2 separate regions of the Homo sapiens genome follow, and region 1 is linked to region 2. Evidence: chromatin loops called from intact Hi-C (ENCODE). Cell type or tissue: MCF 10A. All regions are shown on one strand.

What was found. Hi-C counts contacts between places; a loop is a spot of excess contacts. Peaks named below come from ENCODE experiments on the same cell type or tissue, not always from the same donor. Only the 100,000 strongest peaks of a DNase experiment are listed, where the experiment ranks them.
Region 1: it touches region 2 in a loop (8-fold over the local background); 56 of 110 quality-filtered maps call a loop at or near these places.

What each region holds. Positions count from the first base shown.
Region 1 is chr16:57,080,731-57,088,730 of GRCh38, forward strand. It overlaps NLRC5 (NLR family CARD domain containing 5), which reads left to right. Exons shown (of 49, transcript NM_001384950.1): 47 at 368-451; 48 at 797-880; 49 at 1,687-2,790. The coding sequence ends at 1,798. Among named protein-coding and RNA genes, the nearest start is that of CPNE2, 7.9 kb to the right of the region's middle. RefSeq lists an enhancer at 3,803-3,932. In MCF 10A, a CTCF peak has its summit at 3,675 (motif pointing right); a DNase peak (open chromatin) is centred at 3,721.
Region 2 is chr16:57,413,530-57,421,529 of GRCh38, forward strand. CCL17 (C-C motif chemokine ligand 17) reads left to right here. Exons shown (of 4, transcript NM_002987.3): 2 at 345-473; 3 at 1,552-1,669; 4 at 2,236-2,534. The coding sequence starts at 404. The coding sequence ends at 2,332. Among named protein-coding and RNA genes, the nearest start is that of CCL17, 13 kb to the left of the region's middle. RefSeq lists enhancers at 329-378, 2,588-3,103, 3,104-3,619, 4,136-4,650. In MCF 10A, CTCF peaks have their summits at 3,689 (motif pointing left) and 5,496 (motif pointing right); DNase peaks (open chromatin) are centred at 3,692 and 5,492.

The DNA of each region.
Region 1 (8,000 bases), 330 kb before region 2:
TGCTGGGATTACAGGCGTGAGCAACCACGCCCAGCCAAGATTAATTTTTTAAAGTAAGAAAAAAGAGGGGGCCAATTTAAAGAAAAATATGATGCATCTTAAATACAGGAGGTACATGTATGTGGCAAAAATGGCAACATCTTGTGAACAACGTCATGATTCAAACTTGACGGGGAGGGGAGCAGGGAGGAAGGTAACCTGCACCCTGACGTCTTCAGGGGAGGACACACAAGCACCCTATCAGGTGGCCTCTCTTGAAAACCCTTGCCCCCACGACTGGCACCCTGCTTTCCCCATTCACTGCCTTGTCTCCACCCCTCGACCTCCTTGCTCTCCTGCCGCTGACTTTGGGACCCCTACCCTGCAGGCTGTCCTGGAATCTCCTCGGGGATGAGGCAGCTGCCGAGCTGGCCCAGGTGCTGCCGCAGATGGGCCGGCTGAAGAGAGTGGAGTATGAGGGGCCGGGGGAGGAATGGGACGGGCTAAAGGGGGACCTACATCCCGGGAACACCAAGAGGCCACTGGGTCAGTCCCCTGCCTCCCAGAAAGCCCTTCCTTGAGTTGCACACTCTGGCCTGTTCCAAGCCCCTGCCAGGCTTAGTTCCCCCTGGGTTCTAGCCTTCAGCCTTCCTGCTGCACCTGCCACCAGTCCCCTGTTGTCTTTTGGGTTCCCTGAGAAGGTAGTGTGGGAGACTGTGTCCCCTGACCTTGGCCTGAGGAAGGGACCTAGGAAACTCTCACACCCATTCTCATGGCCGTGTTTCTCTTTCCCCTCCCCTCACTGTCCACTGAGAAGCCTGGAGAAGAATCAGATCACAGCTTTGGGGGCCTGGCTCCTGGCTGAAGGACTGGCCCAGGGGTCTAGCATCCAAGTCATCCGGTAACAGAGGCCTGCAGGGGCAGGGATGGTGGGTGGGAGGCTACACCAACCCCCAGATCTAATGGGACTCCCTGGAGGAGGCGGCAGGGCCTGGGCTGGGGATTATCAAAGGAGACTTGGACCACTCCACCAAGAATTTGGCAGCAAGCAGACTTGGATCAAACCCCAGCTCTGCCACTTGCCAACTGTGTAACTTTGTAGCCATAACTCAACCTCTCTGAACCCCAATTTTCTCATCTGTGAAATGGGGATACTGATAGTATCTACCTCAGAGAGTTGTGAAGACTAAATGAGCATATAAAGCACTGAACCCAATGCCTGGCACATAGTAAGCACTTAAAATGGCAGCTATAATCAGAGCCATCACATACAGTTGTATAGGTTGTGCACTGCACAAGGGCATTAAACCTAAGGGGCACCATTCACATTGTCAACCTGCTAGATTTCTAGCAGATGAGAGTAAAGTACCTTGTTCTACCAAAATCATATATTATGACAATTTCAGACAGATGGAAGTAAAACATCTTGAAGAAAGAGGGTCTTTTCCTTATTTGCACAAATGTGTCATATGAGTGTGGCCTTAGCTGGCATCACTATCTCCCAGGGAGGAAGGTTGAGTTGGAGGACTCAGGAGGCAGGTGTGGGGTACACCCTCTCCCTAGGTCAGCTATGCTGGTCTAACACCTGCCTCTGCCAGGTAACTCTAGGCACAGCTCTACCTTTTTGGGCCTCAGCCTCCCAATCTGCAGATACGACAGATGGCAAAGATGGGAGGATGAATGAGTGCCTATATCTGTGCCCCACAGCCTCTGGAATAACCCCATTCCCTGCGACATGGCCCAGCACCTGAAGAGCCAGGAGCCCAGGCTGGACTTTGCCTTCTTTGACAACCAGCCCCAGGCCCCTTGGGGTACTTGATGGCCCCCTCAAGACCTTTGGAATCCAGCCAAGTGATGCACCCAAATGATCCACCTTTCGCCCACTGGGATAATTGACTCAGGAAAGAAGAGCCTCGGCAGGGCGCTCTGCACTCCACCCAGGAGGAAGGATACGTGTGTCCTGCTGCAGTCCTCAGGGAGAACTTTTTTGGGAACCAGGAGCTGGGTCTGGACAAAGGAGTACCCTGCATTACGTGGGATATGTGTGATCAATTGGGGACATGCGACACACAATGAGGGTGTCATGACAATGCATGACACGTACGGTTATATGTGGCAGTGTGACCCCTTGACATGTGGCGTTACATGAAAGTCAGTGTGGCACGTGTTCTGTGGCATGGGTGCTGGCATCCCAAGTAGCAGGATACATGATTGTTGGTCTATATATGACACATGACAAATGTCCATGTCACAGGACTCATGGCTGGCCAGATGACCTCAGGCTGGCCCAAGATCTAATTTATTAATTTTTAAAGCAAATACATATTTATAGATTGTGTGTATGGAGCAGCTAAGTCAGGAAAAGTCTTCCGCCCGAGCTGGGAGGGGAGAGTGTCCATGCACTGACCAGTCCAGGGGCTCAAGGGCCAGGGCTCTGGAACAAGCCAGGGACTCAGCCATTAAGTCCCCTCCTGCCTCAATCCTCAGCCTACCCATCTATAAACTTGATGACTCCTCCCTTACTTACATACTAGCTTCCAAGGACAGGTGGAGGTAGGGCCAGCCTGGCGGGAGTGGAGAAGCCCAGTCTGTCCTATGTAAGGGACAAAGCCAGGTCTAATGGTACTGGGTAGGGGGCACTGCCAAGACAATAAGCTAGGCTACTGGGTCCAGCTACTACTTTGGTGGGATTCAGGTGAGTCTCCATGCACTTCACATGTTACCCAGTGTTCTTGTTACTTCCAAGGAGAACCAAGAATGGCTCTGTCACACTCGAAGCCAGGCTTGATCAATAAACACAATGGTATTCCACGTCTAGCGTGAATCCAATGTTTCCTCTTACCCCACTGAAGTCAGAGGTGGTTCACCCCCTGCCGTAAGGACTGGACAGCAGCGCAAACAACAGAGAGGTGTGCTGAGTGGAGCACTGGCCTGGGAGTCAGGAGACATGGGTTCCCAGCTCAGGACTTGTCTCTAGTCACGTGGCCATGGGCAAGTTACCTCCTCTCTCCAGACCTCGCCTGCAACGTGAGGGTGTTATAGAAGCTCAGCATGTTAGAAACATTTTTTGTTTGACTTGCATAACATTGAAACTACTTTCTGAATTCATTGTCAGTATTCAAAATTGGGAATTTTACATAAAAATTCAGATTCTGCTTGCTTTTAAGTGCTAATCCAGCACTCCCACTGAAGAGTCACATGACTGTGCCTTTTAGATGTGCACACATGCCTCAGCTTGCTGCAGTCCCCACCACTCCCCATTGTCTTGACACCCCACCTGACCCCACTTTTTGCTGCTCTTTGACCCTGGCCTAGAGAGTTTGCATGGGTATGTTGTACCAGAGGAACATGGCTTTGGAAGTCAGACAGGCATGGAATAGAATGTGACTTAACCCTTTGCTACCTGTCTTTGAGGTATGTGGGTTAGCAGCCACCCCCACAACACACAGACACACATTAAGACTGTTGGAGAGGTCAGGAAAGCAAGACGAGCAAAGTTACCGGCAAAAAAAACAAAAAACAAAAACGAGTTATCCTAGCTCTCCTCTCTTTTTATAGCCGAATATCATATGACGTGAAGAGATGCCCAAAATGACAGATCAGCATCCTGTCTCCCTCGTGTAGTTAAAACAAGTTGATCTTAGGGGGAGCCTCCCACCCCATTGTGAAAAACCAAGTCGGGAGGGTGGTGCAGTTACAGCTGAGCACCACTGGAGGGCAGGCTAGCCCACTGGCGATTCATGAGATAACTTCCTCCACTGTGGGACCCAGAAGGAAGTTAGGAGGCGATGCTGGGGCCTGTTCCCACCCGGCCTAGTAGCTTGGGATGTCCCAGCCTACCAGTGACATCACCTGGGTGGCTTGGCCTTGACCTTTGCAGCCCTCCAGGTTGTTCCTGGCCCCCTGCCAAGCATGAGGAGAAAGTCCTCCAGCCAAGTGCCAAGCACCCATACTTCACACAGGGCCACCCTTACCGGGCCAGGGTCAGGGCACACCTAGCACCAAATGGGCCCGTCAGCCTGCTCATGGGGGAAAAAGTAGGCAGGAAGAGGATCCAAGAAGTTTACCAGGCAACCCTGGGTCCGAAATTCTGTCTCCCTTTCCTGGGACATGATGCCGAGTTGACCTTGGCCTTCAGTGTGCCCAAGATCACCTTCACACTAGAGGGGTTGCATTGCCTCCTCTCCTTGCCCAAGAATGAAGGATGAATCCCTCAAAGCCTGGAAATAGCTTGGCAGGGGAGCCAAGGCCGAGGAAGGAGCAGAGGATACCAGCAGAGGCACCTGGCCATGGGGGACAGGGGACCCCGGAGCTCAAGGACACTATTTTCATTTGCTGCTTAGCCATTTTACTTCTCTCTTCGCCTTTTCCCCCCTTCATATCTGCCCAAATTCTACACTCCAAGAAACTTTCAGCAGCTTCCCTGAAATAAACCATAGTATTGCGGCACTGCAGAGCTGGCTGGGCCTACATCAAGTTGGTGTGAAATTGCCTTGTTCATTTTATTAAGAAACTTCCTCTCTTGCCACCTGCCTGCTTGGAGGCCTTAACCGTTTTTTGATTTTTCTTTTTCTTTTTCTTTTTTTTGAGACGGAGTCTTGCTCTGTCACCCAGGCTGGAGTGCAGTGCTGCAATTTGGGCTCACTGCAACCTCTGCCTCCCGGGTTCAAGCAATTCTCCTGCGTCAGCCTCCTGAGTAGCTGGGATTACAGATGTTCGCCACCACACCTGGCTAATTTTTGTATTTTTAGTAGAGACGGAGTTTCACTATGTTGGCCAGGCTGGTCTCAAACTCCTGACCTCAAGTGATCCACGTGCCTTGGCCTCCCAAAGTGCTGGGATTACAGGCATAAGCCACCATGCCCGGCCTGTTTTTCTATCCAGCACGGATGGAGTACAGCCTCCCTGCCCCCTTCCTCCCCAAAGTAGGCTCAGTTTAAATATATACATGAAAACAAATAAAATTCAAAGAAAAGCAAGGTTATGGGGTGGCAAGCAGTAAGATCCAATGGAAGCTCCCCGTCTCTGCATGTGAGCCATCGCACTGAGAATGCGATCAGGCTGGTAAGTACCCGCGTCTATCTGCAAGATGGGGAGAATCTCCTTTTACTACTTTGTCTCTTGGCCTCAGTCTTATAATTGTACAAATTGAACGTTCATCTTTCTTTTTTAGTTTTATTTATTATTATTATTTTATTTTTCCATAAGTTATTGGGATATAGGTGGTGTTTGGTTACATGAGTAAGTTCTTTAGTGGTGATTCATGAGATTTTGGTGCACCCAGCGCCCGAGCAGTATACACTGCACCATATTTGTAATCTTTTATCCCTCGCCCCTCTCCCACTCTTCCCCCGCAAGTCCCCAAAGTCCATTGTGTCTGAATGTCCATCTTTCTGATGGAAGTCACAGACTCCCCCTTCGCCTCCTTCACATGCCTCAGGTGCTGTCAAATTGCCTCCTCTATCCTTCCCCTAAACACACATCTGTCCAGCCAGTGGTTCCCAAGCTGTAAAACTGCAGTTACATAAATTGTAAGGGTGTCAGGATCCTGTCACCATGCAGATTCTGGTTCAGCAAGTCTGGGGCAGGATACCCAGACTTCTCCAGCCCTTCCAGACAGCCCCAGACACCTGGGATTCTGCATTTCTAAGAAGCCCCCAAGTGATGGCCATGTTGCTGGGCCATACTTAGCTTAGCAAGACTGTAGATGAGTGGATCGCAACCCTGACTGCACATTAGAGTCACCTGGGAAGCTTTTAAAAATCACTATTTTTAAAAGGAGTATTTGGGCTGAGTGCAGTGGCTCACGCTTATAATCCCAGCACTTTGGGAGGCTGAGGCAGGAGGATCACCTGAGCTCAGGAGTTTGAGACCAGCCTGGGCAAAATGGCGAAACCTCGTCTCTACAAAAAAACACAAAAATTAGCCGGGCGTGGTAGCATGCACCTGTAGTCCCAGCTACTCGGGGCGGGGGGTAGGGGTGGGGTGGGGTGCTGAAGTAGGAGGATCCCTTGAGTCTAGAAGGTGGAGGCTGCGGTGAGCCAAGATCATGCCACTGCACTCCAGCCTGGAGGACAGAGCAAGACCCTGTCTTGGGGGAAAAAAAGAGTATTTAGAAAGCTCCCTGAGTGATTCTAGTGTGCAGCCGCAGTGGAGACCCACTGGTCTGGAGTATGCCGTCTCTTGGAGAGGCTGGGCAAGCCTTTGCACCTGCACCTGCACCCCTTATTTTGTCCTGAGGATCCCATGACCCTCCCTCCCCAGAGAGGGACACTAACTCCAGAGACTTTTCCTAACTTTTCCAAAGGTACAAAGCTGGTAACTGGTGGCACCAGGAATCAAACCCAGGTCACTCCTGTGACACCCACAGTTTTCTCATCTGTATAGTAAGGGGATGAGCAAAAGGAGGTTAGGCACGAGGACCTATGTTCTTCAGCTGCAAAGATGATCTTATGGCTCATTTCTGCACTCCCTTGGGGAGAGTTCTGGATCCTCAGCCACCTGCCCTGCCTGGTTATTTCTGTAGAGCATCGCCAGCTGTGATGTACTCTAGGCCCAACAATCACAGCAACAATCTCCTCTATTTTACAGATGAGGAAACCAAGACACAGAGAGAGAACATGACTTGCCTAAGGTCACACAGTGAGTATTTAGTGGGGCTCAGACTCCAACTCTGGAACAAAAGGAAAGGGTGACTTTGGAGTGGTCCTGGACTGGAGATTTAACTGGTCTGCGGGTCTGTGTGTTCCCTGGAGAGAGAGAGACCCTCAGGAAGGCAGGAGGGCTGTGCACCCTTCTTGGGCTCTGCTTCTGCCCCCAACCCTACCCTTCATGGCCAAAGCTAGGCCTGAGGACCTGTGATGCACTCTAGGCACATCCAGAGCTTCCAGGAAAGACCATTCAGTGGCTGGTTTGGTAAAGATCATCTCTCGGCCAGGCGTGGTGGCTCACGCCTGCAATCCCAGCACTTTGGGAGGCTGAGGCGGGCGGATCACGAGGTCAGGAGATCGAGACTATCTCGGCTAACACAGTGAAACCCCGTCTCTACTAAAAATACAAAAAATTAACTGGGTGTGGTGGCGGGCGCCTGTAGTCCCAGCTACTCGGGAGGCTGAGGCAGGAGAATGGCACGAACCCAGGAGGTGGAGCTTGCAGTGAGCTGAGATTGCACCACGGCACTCTGGCCTGGGCAAAAAGAGCGAGACTCCATCTCAAAAAAAAAAAAAAAAAAAAAAAAAGATCATCTCATCCCGGGGCAAGGCTCAGGAAGTTCCAGGGACTGCTGGTCTTTGTCCTGCCTCCCAATTACCCCAGTGAAGAACCCTCCCCTTGGCCCTTGGAAGCCACACCTGGAGGCTCATCCCACACACACCCCAACCTAGCTGTCCAGAAAGAGACCTTTGCCCTGGGAAGGAGAGAACAGTAGAGGAGCTTTCCCCAGGGAAGAAAGGCCAACTGGGGACCCCTTGGTTAGGAGCCTGGGGCCAGAGGCATCAGTGGTCCTCATGGGACCCTTAGTCCTCCACCTCCCACTCCCCAACACACACCCACACATACTTCAGCACAGGGTCAGAGCTGAGGGAGGTGTCTGAGGTTGTCTGGAAGGGCTGGAGAAGTCTGGGTATCCTGATCCTAGAAAGGGACCGTCCCTGCATCAGAGTGACCACAACCCTGGAACTTAAAAAATAGCAATTATATGGCCGGGTGTGGTGGCTCATGCCTGTAATCCTAGCACTTTGGGAGGCCGAGGCAGGTGGATCATGAGGTCAGGAGATCGAGACCATCCTGGCCAACACGGTGAAACCCTGTCTCTACTAAAAATACAAAAAATTAGCCGGGTGTGGTGGCGGGCACCTGTAGTCCCAGCTACTCGGGAGGCTGAGGCAGGAGAATGGCGTGAACCCGGGAGGCAGAACTTGCAGTGAGCCGAGATCGTGCCACTGCACTACAGCCTGAGCGACAGAGCGAGACTCCGTCTCAACAACAACAAAAAAATAGCAATTATACACTAGCCCTGCTGT
Region 2 (8,000 bases):
TGCTCAAGCCACCATGCATGAAGGATGCTCTCCAGCTACAGAGAGATGAACCCAGCTGTGCGTGGAGGCTTTTCAATTCTAATAGAGGAACCAAGAAATGTCCCCTTTGAAAGGAGAAGTGTGTCACTGCCATGGGCTCTAGACACATGTACCCCACCTCTGTCTCCAGTTGAGTGCCCATTCTCTGGAAATCCACAAACATTCCAAGAGCTAGACTTCTCCTGAATCATCTCAAATTCTTCGAACTTCACTGGTCTAGGGAAGGATGTGAGGAGGTGACAGAGGGGCGGGGCAAGACCCCCAAAGAGGTTAAATAGGTCACTGCCACCCTCGACTCTCAGCAGGGTGTCTCCCTGAGCAGAGGGACCTGCACACAGAGACTCCCTCCTGGGCTCCTGGCACCATGGCCCCACTGAAGATGCTGGCCCTGGTCACCCTCCTCCTGGGGGCTTCTCTGCAGCACATCCACGCAGGTGAGAGCAGGGGACAGGTGGCCAGGGGCAGGCACCGGGAGGACAGGGGTTGGGGGCATGAAGACCACCACAGCAATACACACGTTTGTGTATTATTTACACCCCACCTACTCCCACAAAAGACGTGAGAAGCCCACAGCACTAGGATTTTGAGGGAAACAAGCAGAGAAAAATGTTGATGATGACGATGCCCCAGCTCTTGCGGGTGGGCTTGGTGAGGACCAAGGCGAGCACATCTTGGGCTGCAATGGCCGTGAGGTGGGGGCTGTGGCTGTAGTTGTGCAATGGAAAATGAACAATTCTCAAAATTATTTATTAGCTTCTGTTTTATTAACAGGTTTTATGCACAATGAGGGAATCAGCATAAAGATAGGAGAATTGTTTCCAAGAGCATGTAAAAAAGGATTCTTTTTTTTTTTTTTTTTTTTTTTTTTGAGATGGAGTCTTGCGCTGTCGCCCAGGCTGGAGTGCAATGGTGTGATCTTGGCTCACTGCAACCTCTGCCTCCCGGATTCAAGCGATTCTCCTGCCTCAGCCTCCCGAGTAGCTGGGAATATAGGTGCCCGGCCACCACGCCACCAATGGGTTTTCACCATGTTGGTCAGGCTGGTCTCGAACTCCTGACCTCAGGCCATCCACCCGCCTTGGCCTCCCAAAGTGCTGGGATTACAGGCATGAGCCACGGCGCCCAGACTGAAAAAAGAGATTCTTATATTAGGTTGGGAAAGGAAAAATGAAATAAGGTTGCCAGGTATAGACATACAGGGACGCGCACAGATGCACAGAGACACACACGTAGGCACTCACAGGACACACAGAATCCCCCACAGACACACAAAACATGCACACCCACAAACACACGGGACCCCACAACATACACAGAAGCCTCACACACACCTGTGTATGGTAACACACAGACACACACACATACACATAGGCAGTGATACACATGCAGTCATCACACACAGATGCACACATGGACACGCACATGCAGATCTTCCACGAACACCCCCCAGAGGTCCCCGCAACACACACGCAGACACTCACAGACACCCCTGCCCCGCTCCTCTCCCTGCAGCTCGAGGGACCAATGTGGGCCGGGAGTGCTGCCTGGAGTACTTCAAGGGAGCCATTCCCCTTAGAAAGCTGAAGACGTGGTACCAGACATCTGAGGACTGCTCCAGGGATGCCATCGTGTAAGTCCCCCTGGCTCCACCCCTGCTCCTCAGGGCCAAGCATGGGGACAAGTGCACCCTGGAGCTCCCAGGACGGCCAATGGGGAGCAGGGAAGAGACAGCGGGGCCTTCCTCCCCAACCCCTGCAGGCTCCCCACACTGTGGGACCCAAAAGGGCCGCAGGCCATGAGGTCCAACCTATTCCTTGATTTGTGGTGAAATTGAGGCCCCGGGAGCAATGAACACCCCCAGGTCACACAGCTGGTCAGGGGCAATGTGGTCACCTCCCCCAGCCTGGGCCTGAGCCCTGCCCGCAGTCTCCACGTCCCAGGCTCTAGACTGTCTGGGGGCATGGGCAGGCTGAGGGGTGGGCACAAGTTCCTGCAGCCCTGGCTCCCTGGGAGGGTCGAGATTACTCGGGACAGAGCCTGAAGTCCCAGATCTGCCACCAATGCCCTGTGTGACAGCAGCAACTTCCTGCCCCTCTTGGAGCCTTGGAATCCTGGTCAGCACAGGGCGGGCCGTCCCAGGGACTCTGGGGGCCCTTCCCCCCCTGCCACTCCTGGTAACGTCCTCCTTCTGTGTAGTTTTGTAACTGTGCAGGGCAGGGCCATCTGTTCGGACCCCAACAACAAGAGAGTGAAGAATGCAGTTAAATACCTGCAAAGCCTTGAGAGGTCTTGAAGCCTCCTCACCCCAGACTCCTGACTGTCTCCCGGGACTACCTGGGACCTCCACCGTTGGTGTTCACCGCCCCCACCCTGAGCGCCTGGGTCCAGGGGAGGCCTTCCAGGGACGAAGAAGAGCCACAGTGAGGGAGATCCCATCCCCTTGTCTGAACTGGAGCCATGGGCACAAAGGGCCCAGATTAAAGTCTTTATCCTCAGTCTGTGTCAGCGTGTCTGTCCCCACAGCGCAAGATGCGCTTCCACTCCGGCCTGTCACTCTGGGAGGGTTCTCAGAGAACCTCTGGTCCTGCCCTGTGCAGGTCGGAAAGGGAAACTGAGGCTGAGAAGGGCACGTGGCTTCCGCAGACCACGCACCAGTGAGGGGAGGCCCTGGTGAGAGGCCCGGGCAGGGGCGGGGTTGGCGGGGTCCTGGGAGGCGGCCGCTGGATTCTCTCCCTACCCACCCCAAGGTCTCCCGGTTTCCCCCCAGCCCAGCTCCTGTTCTTGCCCCACGTGGAGCTGAGGACAAACTTCCCCGAGGTGCTGGAGTCAATTTCACAGACTGGCCAGGACCCTGCCGCAGGCCACAGCTCTGCCCAGTGCTGGGGAGCCCCCTGGCCAAGGGTGGGGGAAGCTTGTAGCCCTGTCCTTGCCTTCCCCTGCACTCACTGCAGTCCAGCTGGCCCGGCTCCTCCTGGCCCTGGCTCCCTCTCCCCGCTCAAACTCCAGACCCCAGCTCCAGGGCGAGGGGGCTCTGTGGGTCCTGGGCCCTCTGCCTGCGGCTGACTTCCTAGCCCACTCCAGGCTCAGGCAGGCGGGCGCCACGCGGCCCTGTGGTTCCTCCTGACTGAAGTGTGATCCCCACCCGGCCCTGGCTGCGCCCAGCCTGCCGGAAGCCGGCCCAGCACAACCGCCCACCGACTCGCTCCCCCAGCTCTTAGGGACTGCCCTGAAGCCGACCCCTGCTCCGCGTGGTTCTCTCATTGTGTGTGTGTGTGTGTGTGTGTGTGTGTGTGTGTGCGTGCGCGTGTGTGGCAGTCCCAGCTCCTCCATTAGGTTGAGAGCTCCGTGAGCCACTCCGGGGACCCCACACCCCTGTGCTAAAAAAGATGGGGACTAGAGGCTCAGGACACCCCACCCCCAGACCCCTCTGCCCATGCCCAGCTAAGGGCTGAGCACAGAGGAGTCGGGGCCTAAGCCTTCTAGTTCTCTCTCACTCTCCCAACCAGCGATGGGGCCGTGGCTTCTCTCTGAACACAGTTTGGCGGCAGGGGCGCGGGTCCTTCTCTTCCGAGGACCTTGTGGCGGGCATTGTTTGGTGGGGCTGCGGTTAGAAGGGCAATTTCCAGGCCCGGCTGTTGCCTCCTGCTGCTCCCTTGTGGCCAGTCAGCTCATTGCAGGGCAGATGATAGAACCCAAGTTTACTTTCCAGTACGGGCACAGCGATAACGAGGTTGATAAAACCAGTGAACTGGCTTGCCTGTGACTCTAGGGTCTCTTCAGCCGCAAGTGGGCTCATCTCCTGTCCTGATGCCGAGGAGGATCACTTGAACAACTGCCTAAGACCCAGAGTCCTGGGGATGGCCCAGTCTGAGTTCTTCATGGAAAATTGTCCTCTGAATCCACCGGGAGGAGGAAGGATGATCTAAAAAGGGAGGGAGGCAAGGAGAAGCTCCTAAGACAGCAAAGGCCAGAGACAGCCGGGGTCTGGACCCCTGCACCCTGCAGGCGAGAGCTGGAAGGACTCTCAGAGTGCAATGGCTCCATCTCAGCTCACTGCAACCTCCGCCTCCCAGGTTCAAGCGATTCTCCTGCTTCAGCCTCCTAAGTAGCTGGGATTACAGGCGCCCGCCACCACACCCGGCTAATTTTTTTGTATTTTTAGTAGAGACGGGGTTTCACCATGTCGGTCAGGCTGGTCTTGAACTCTTGGCCTTATGTGATCCACTCGCCTTGGCCTCCCAAAGTGCTGAGATTACAGGCATGAGCCACCGCGCCTGGCCTCCAGCAAACTTCGTTTAAAAAAGCAAGACCTTTTTTGTTTTTTCCCTACTGAAATCCTACTCAGAAGCCCATATTGTAAGCTTAGGTAAGTAGAGCTGCCGTGGAGGCCTGTGAGGAGGTGGGGAGTTGCCAGAGGGTCCCTGAAAGTGAGATAGGGTGGGGCATTGCATAAAGGCAGGGAAGAGGTGGATCCAGGACTGGCAACAAAACGCAGGATTCAGAATCCAAGTATTCACGAGCAGCATCCGGTGCAAGCTGGGGGATGGTGAGATGCAAGAGATAGGACAACTGCCATGTGACCTTAGGGCATTTTAAGGAGGTGTGACCTGGAGACTGCTGTGATTGGAAAGACTGCTGGGAGGGAAAAAGAGGAATGGGCAGGTTCGGGGTGAAAAGTGAGGAGAAGCGCCAGACTTATGTTGTTTCTTTCACCTGGTAGGTGCCTCCCCTCCTCCCCCACCCCACCCCTGCTTTTTTTTTTTTTTTTTTTTTTTTTTTTTTTCAGATGGAGTCTGGCTCTGTGACCCAGGCTGGAGTGCAGTGGTGCGATCTGGCTCACTGCAACCTCTGTCTCCCGGGTTCAAGCGATTCTCATGCCTCAGCTTCCTGAGTAGCTGGGATTATAGGTGTGCACCACCACACCTGGCTGATTTTTGTATTTTTAGAAGAGATGGGGTTTTACCATGTTGGCCAGGCTGGTCTCGAACTCCCGAGCTCAAGTGATCCGCCCACCTCGGCCTCCCAAAGTGCTGGGATTACAGGCGTGAGCCACTATTCTGAAATCCAGTTTCTCTTCAACGCTCAACTCAGTGCTGCCTCTGCCACAGCCAGCCTACTCAACCTCAGCTGTGTGTCCTCCACCTGCACCCAACGCTCACCTTAGTCTAATCCTGACCACACTCTACCCCTTGTAATTGGAGCTGCTTGGGTGATTTACCCAATAAACTCACTGAGCAGGTATTTGGGTCAGGAAACAGTACCAGACTCATTTATGAGGAGGGAAAAAAGCTTTGTGCACAGTGTATATTTGATTTATACATTTTCATCAGTGCTGCTCAGGTGAATTCCACAAGGGGCACTAGTGGGGAAAGAGAAATTTCCTGGGGAGCCCTAATAACCCGGCTTGAAGCATATTGCATCTCCAAACGTGGAAATTAGAATTGGGTTGTTTTCCAGTGGCCCACCAGAGGGCACTCTGCTCTTAGGAGGAAGTTCTGAGGCTGATGCGCCAGGGGCCCTGACCCCACCAGCCAGACTCCGGCCCCATCGCTGTCCCCAGGGGCTGGGATCAGCCACATCTGGTTGTAGCTGCACTAGGCCTTGGGGCAGGGGTGTCTGTAGCTGGCCGGCTCTCCTCTTGTGGGAACAGAAGCAAAGAAACCGCCAATTACACTGTCTGGGGTTTGCTGGATGAAGAGGAAGAAGGAAGAAACCCTGCTGGGACTAGCAGGGCCACTAACTCCAGACGCAACCTGGGCAGTGCCAAGAGCTGTGGGCTGGGGTGTTTCACTGTGTTTTCTTAGAGACTGTATTTGGTCTATTTGGCATCCATTTATCACAGGGCCAAATCACAGGGCCAAAAGCATTTATACCTCCCCTGCAAGCTGGTTTTTGCAAGTGTTTGAAAGTAATAATAGTTACAAACCCTCCAACCAATCCCAATCACAGGCCCCCCAACCATCTCTATTTAACTCTCACACCAAGCCAGTATTTCCCCTGCCCTAAATCACCCAGAGCCAGGTAGAGACAACTAGGGACGGCCCCTAAGCCCAAGGCCCCCTGGAATTATTCCAACTAGCCAGACCCGGGCTGCTTCCCCTGGCCTGCCTTGCACTTCGGGTGGAAACCCCACAAAAGGCTGTGGCCTGTGCTGTTCTGATCCTTCCTTTCAGCCTCCTGACCAAACTTGGTGCTCCCCCTGTGGCCCCGTGTGTGGTCCTGCGTGTGTGCCATGCCCTGTTCTCCTGGGAGATGCAAGTGATGAATTCTTTCAGTGTCCTTGGTCGCTCTGTGTTGTCACTCAGTCACCTCCATCAATTCAAATCCTGGGGGTACATTTTAAATTTTTTAAATTGATGCATAGTAATTGTACATATTTATGGGATACATATGATACTGTGACACAAGCATACAATGCATAGTGATCAGATCAAGGTAATCAGGATATCCATCACCTCGAACATTTATCATTTCACTGTGTTGGGAACGTTTCAAATCTTCTCTTCTAGCTATTTTGAAATATACAATAGGCTGGGCATAGTGGCTCACACCTGTAATCCCAGCACTCTGGGAGGCCAAGGTGGGAGGATCACTTGAGCCCAGGAGTCTGAGACCAGTCTGGGCAACATAGTGAGACTCAGTCTTTACGAAATGCACAAATTAGCCAGGCATGGTAGCATGCGCCTGTGCTGCCAGCTACTCAGGAGGCTGAGGTGGGAGGATCACTTGAGCACAGCAGGTCAAGGCTGCAGTGAACTGTGATGGTGCCACTGCACTCCAGCCGGGGTTACAGAGGGAGACCCTGTCTCAAAAAGAAAAAAAAGGCTGGGCATGGTGGCTCACGCCTGTAATCCTAGCACTTTGGGAGGCCAAAGTAGGTAGATCACCTGAGGTCAGGAGTTCTAGACCAGCTTGGCCAACATGATGAAACCCCATCTTTACTAAAAATACAAAAAAATTAGCTGGATGTGGTGGCTGGCACCTGTAATCCTAGCTACTCGGGAGGCTGAGGCAGGAGAATCGCTTGAACCCGGGAGAGGTTGCAGTGAGCCAAGATTGCACCATTGCACTCCAGCCTGGGCGATAAGAGTGAAACTCCATCTCAAAGAAAGAAAGAAAGAAAGAAAAAGAAAGGAAGGAAGGAAGGAAGGAAGAAAAGAAAGAAAGAAAAAAGAAATACACAATAAATTGTTTACTATAGTCACCCTACTGTGCAATCGAACACTGGAAATTATTCCTTCTATCCAGCTGTTTGTTTGTACCCATTAACCAATCTCTCCCCATCACCCCTCTCCCCTAAATAGAACTACCATATGATCCAGCAATCCTACTACTGGGTATTTATCCAAAGGAAAGGAAATCAATATATCAAAGGGATACCTGCACCCCCATGTTTATTGCAGCACTATTCACAATAGCCAAAATATGAAATCAACCCGTGTCCATCAATGGAGTAATAAATAAATAAATTTGGTACATGTACACAACAGAGTACGATTCAGCCATAAAAAAAGAAGGAAATCCTGTCATTTGCAGCAAAATGGATGGACAGTCATTATGTTAAGTGAAATAAGCCAGGCACAGAAAGACAAATATCTCATGTTCTCACTCATATGTGGGAGCTAAAAAAAGTTTATCTTCGAAAGTACATTTTAACACAAAGGGTCAGGGACCTGTTTGGAGTCTCTGCTTTGCCACTGACTGGCCGTCGGACCTGGACACATGCGCCTCACCTGCCTGAGCCTCACCTGCCTGAGCCTATTTCTCCATGAAGCAATGGAACTGGACCTTCTCTCACCTGTTTGGGGATGTGCCAATATGGCTACTCCTCTACCTCTCACATCGCCCTTAGCGGACCACAGTCTTAGAAAACCTGCCGTTTCTGGTCGGACGCAGTGGCTCACAATCATGAGGTCAAGCGATCGAGACCAGTGTGACCAACATGGTGAAACCCCGTCTCT